2 separate regions of the Homo sapiens genome follow, and region 1 is linked to region 2. Evidence: chromatin loops called from intact Hi-C (ENCODE). Cell type or tissue: tibial artery. All regions are shown on one strand.

Region 1 (2,500 bases), 80 kb before region 2:
GAGCCTGGAGGATGCAATAGACTATAGTATTTTTCTGAAAAATCAGAAAGTTTTCAGAAGAGAAGTTTTGGTCAGCTGCTCTGATGACGGCAAAACCAAAAAAGGCTCCTTGGGGAGGGTGGGTGTTCCAGGCAAATGATATGTGACCATTGGAGGACACTGAGCTCTAGAGAGAGCTAATGTGGGGTCACCCCAGTCCTGTCTATGTGAAGACCTGGAAAAACAACAGGAAACTACCAGGCAGAGGAATGCAATAGCCATTTGCGGGGGAGAACTGCAGACCCCATGAGAGCACCTCACAAGAAAAAAAGATACATACCTGGACAGCCTTTTCAGTTCCTGGTACATTTTACAACTGTACTCTTCAAAAAACACCTTTCCTACCTCTTTTCTCCTCCCTCTAGCAACCAGTCAGAAAAGAGAAGAGAGGCTCCCAAGCCCCTCCCACTGCTGGAGGCCGGCTTGTGCCAGGCAAGCTGGGGGAAGAGAGAGATGGCTACCAAAAGCATATATAAGTTTTTATTATTATTATTATTATTATTATTAAGCTGGACTGTACATACCAGATGTCTAGATGAGACCATTTTTACAGATCTATGACTGGGAATAAACAGAAAACTTTTTTTTTTTTTTTTTTTTTGAGACAGGGTTTCATTCTGTCATCCAAGCTGAAATGCAGTGGCACAATCACAGCTCGCTACAACCTTTACCTCCTAGGCTCAAGCAATCCTCCTGCCTCAGCCTCCTGAGTAACTGGGACTACAGGTGCCGCCACCATGCCTGACCAATTTTTTGATTTTTTGTAGAGAAAAGGTCTTACTATGCGGCCCAGGCTGATCTCATACTCCTAGGCCCAGGTGATCCTCCTGCCCTGGCCTCTCAAAATGCTGGAATTACAGGTGCAAGCCACCATACCTGGACAGGACCTTTTATTCCAGAAGCCACCAGAAGGGTCATAGACCTGCCGTATATTTCATGCTGGGGCAGAAGAAAAATCTAACCCCAGAATACATTTAGAGGAACAGTGGGAGACAAAAATAAACTTGTTATGATTACATTTTATAAAAGCACAATCATTACATAGGTTTGTTGCATTAAGGCCTTGACCTAAAAGAAAAAGCTAAAAAGATGAGCAACTCCTAAACATGCCTTTGTCATGCCTCAAAATGTATTTTAAAACATAGTAGCAATACCTTCATTGGAGGACATTTCCATCCCAATATATAAAACATAAAATTTAGAAAACTTGGGAAGTACAAAACTTGAAAGCAAAAATCACCTAATATCCCGCTATCCAGAAATAATTGTACATTTTGGTATATTTCCTTCCTGTCTTATTTTCCTCCGTGGATATGTACACGTGTACTTGGTTTTTCTTGTTTAAATTTTATGATCTGTATTGTGTCCTGCTTTTTAAACTTAACATAGTATCTTATTTTTCTAAGTTAAGGATCACTTCTAAAATATGATTTAAGTGATGGCATAATTTGACGAGTCCATCAAATAATTTTGTCAAATATGCTAGATCCAGATTTAGGTTTATATATGAATTAACAATATGAATGAGAAAAATATAGAGAATTTGACTCATAGCTTTAGATATTCCATCAAGTTGTAGTATTTATATTATCAGATGAAAGAGCTACTTGTGGAGACGGTTGTCACCCCTTTCTTCAAACTCTCTTTTCTTGGTTTCAGTGAAGCCATATTTCCCTGATTTTCTTCTACTGTGTTAGTCACTCCTACGTCTCCTCCAAAGCTTTTCCTCCTTCCATCTATTTTCTAAATGTTGTTGTGGTTTAGGACTCTCCTTGGATACTCCCCTCTCTCTCTTGGTTTTCTCATTCAACCCCTTGGTTTTCAATATCATTTATATGCTAACAACTCTCAAAATGAAATATTCTCTCTAACCTCTATCCCAAGCTCCAGACTTGTATGTTAGCATCTCCAGTTGGATGTCTCATTAGCATCTCAAATGGAACTCTGAATCTCTGCTCCAAAATAGGTACCATCTTCAGTTTCCTCAGCTTGGTAAAGTGACTTCAGTCCTCTCAACTGCTGAAGGAAAATGCCAGGAGGCATTGCTGGTACTTTTCTGTCCCTTATTTCTAGTTTGCAGCAAATTCTGTCTCCCTCCCTCCAATATATCTCAAATCCACCTCCTCTGCCCATCCTCTCGTTCATCACCCTTCTCTAAGCCATCAGTATCTCTATATGAACCACTACAACTGCCCCCAATCACTTTCCTGCCTATAATCCCTCCAATGAAACTGGTTGTAGGACTATGGAAATGATACAGTTTGTGGGTAGGCAAACCTCCTCCTCTCTGAGAGGAAGTGGGACAACCTCTTGCTTCTGAGTTCTTCAAATCATTTCTCAAGTTCTTTCCTGTATTAATTTTCTATTGCTTCTATAACAAATTACTACAAGCTCAGTGGCTTAAATCAATGCAAACTTATTATCTTATAGTTCTGGAGGTCAAAAGTTCTAAAATCAAGGT
Region 2 (2,500 bases):
CTTGCAAGCAGCCTCTGGGAAGGCCCCAGATGAGCTGTGTAATCTAAGCTCTGAGATTCCCAAGGCTAAACACAATTACTCTAATACACTTACTATCAGGCTACCCCTTTATGCAAACTTCTAAAGGAAGAGAGACACTGCCAAAAACATATTCAGGGGAAAACATAAAGAGGCCTCAACTTCCCTCTCCCCCTCCCTCCAAGGAAATTCTCAAGCAATATTAAGCCAAGAAGAATTATTGCAGCAAATAGTGAATGTAAATAAGGATGGCCTTGCTGCCGCTTAAGCAGCTTCCATGGACGTGTCCTCCATGAAGTCCCAGGCTTCAGCAAGCATGATTGATGGTGAAGTACATTTTCATTAGTTCAGGTTCCCAACACACTTCTGAAGTTGTAGACTGCTGTTTAGACAAAGATTGGAAGTGAATTATACGTCTGACATAAAACCATGACCTAGAAAAGAGCTAAAGGGTAGGAAATGTCAGTGGAAAGTCACAGAAAGAAAAAAGCAACCAGAAGTAACTTGGCTAAATTGGGCAACATGAGTAGAAGATTAAACATTGGCATGTTTAGAAATTCCCAGTCCCAAGTTAATAAAACCAGGGTCGTGAGAATTCTCTATACTTTACCATCTGTGCTTATCAACTCACCCATCCTCCTCCCAGCACTAGAAAAACATTGTTTGGAGAGGGGGGAATGATTCTTTAGCAATAAAACATTTGAATTTTACCTCAAGTAAGACTTTATTGCAAAATCTGGAGAGAAATTTTAACTTTTAATTTGCTCTAGGAAATTCTGATTTAAGTCAAGTCATTTTGGACAAATAATATAGCCAATTCATCGTATTCATCAGATGAAACAAGTTCATCTCCCTTTCCATATATATAAAATAAGCGTCTTGTCTTCTATTCAAATAATAACTAAAATGTTAATAAATAATAAAATATTCACTTTTAAATAAAATAGTAATGTGATTTTACAGTAAATATCTGTATTTGTCCTTTTCCTTTCTGTCTAGCTTTGAAGGCTTCACCGTCTAAGAAACGGTGCAATTCAATCGCCGCCCTAAAGGCCACTTCACAGGAGATTGTGTCCTCAATTAGCCAGGAATGGAAGGATGAGAAGCGGGATTTGCTGACTGAAGGACAAAGTTTTAGCAGCCTTGATGAAGAAGGTAAAGATATGTAACTTTTTTAAAAAGACAAACGTTCTTGTGATTTATTTATACAAGTAAATTTGCAGAAGAAAAATTTAAAAATACCTGCTCTAAGAAATAAAATATATTAATTAAGTTTTTAAAGGATAGCTGCAGTGGCCGGGCGCAGTGGCTCATGCCTGTAATCCTTACACTTTGGGAGGCCTAGGTGGGTGGATCACTTGAGGTCAGGAGTTCGAAACCAGCCTGGCCAACATGGCGAAACCCTGTCTCTACTGAAAATACAAAAAATTAGTCAGGCGTGATAGCGGGCGCCTGTAATCCCAGCTACTTGGGAAGCTGAGGCATGAGAATCACTTGAACCCAGGAGGCGGAGGCTGCAATGAGCTGAGATTGCACCATTGCATTCCAGCCTGGGCAACAGAGCAAGACTCTGTCCCAAATAAATAAATAAATAAATAGGATAGCTACAGTAAGATGCAGTTCATGCACATTTTAACTACCACATAAAAAATACAATTTATGGTTTACGATAAAAATTAGACAATACTAATTCAAAAAGAAAAATGTCTGCTTCCACTACCTGATGGTAACAAATACTAACATTTTGTTGCTTTTACTTCTAGACCTTATTCTGTACATGTACACATACACATATGCACGAGTACACATACACACACATACACTCAATGTAACAATAAGTTGTCTCTTCATTTAGGTCTTCTTTAATGATTTATTTTTTGGTACCCACTGGTAATACTCAGGAGGTACTACACGTTCTTTACTTTGAAAGCTTCATAACCATGAGCAGGTACCAAGAGAAGGAAAGAAAAGAGGCAGAAAGGAAAAATATGGAACGTTTCACAAATTTGCATGTCATCCTTGCACAGGGGCCATGCTAATCTTCTCTGTATCGTTCCAATTTTAGTATATGTGCTGCCAAAGTGAGCGCTTTAATGAATTTCAATAAAGTTTTATAATATTTTTCTTGTGTGGCTTGTACATATACCTTTTGTTAGATTTATTTCTTGGATAAATGCAGAGATATTGATATAGATTTTTTTCTGGATTTTTAAAAACAGTATCTTTTTTAAGAATTGAGTTTTCTGGCCATTTGTTGCTATTGCATAGACTTCACACCCTTTTTGTCTTTTTTTCTTTCTTAACTTGCTGGTTAGGACTTCTTGTACAATGATAAATAGAAGTGGTGATTGTAGACAGCCTTGCTTTGTCCTGATTTTAAAGGGAGTACTTCTAATGTTTCACTGTTGAAAAAGAAGTTTGCTGTATTTGATACCCATAATCAAGTCAAGGAAGTTCCTTTTTTTATTCCTACTTTGCTAAA

What was found. Peaks named below come from ENCODE experiments on the same cell type or tissue, not always from the same donor. Only the 100,000 strongest peaks of a DNase experiment are listed, where the experiment ranks them.
Region 1: a loop joins it to region 2, with 2.3 times the contacts of the local background. A loop is called at or near these places in 6 of 110 quality-filtered maps.

The regions. Positions count from the first base shown.
Region 1 is chr9:68,853,509-68,856,008 of GRCh38, forward strand. The region is part of intron 4 of PIP5K1B (phosphatidylinositol-4-phosphate 5-kinase type 1 beta); the gene reads left to right. Among named protein-coding and RNA genes, the nearest start is that of PABIR1, 75 kb to the left of the region's middle. In tibial artery, no CTCF peak of the experiment used is centred here; no DNase peak of the experiment used is centred here.
Region 2 is chr9:68,933,873-68,936,372 of GRCh38, forward strand. PIP5K1B (phosphatidylinositol-4-phosphate 5-kinase type 1 beta) reads left to right here. Exons shown (of 16, transcript NM_003558.4): 13 at 1,018-1,173. It also overlaps the pseudogene RNU6-820P. Among named protein-coding and RNA genes, the nearest start is that of PRKACG, 79 kb to the right of the region's middle. In tibial artery, no CTCF peak of the experiment used is centred here; no DNase peak of the experiment used is centred here; H3K27ac peaks cover 547 bases.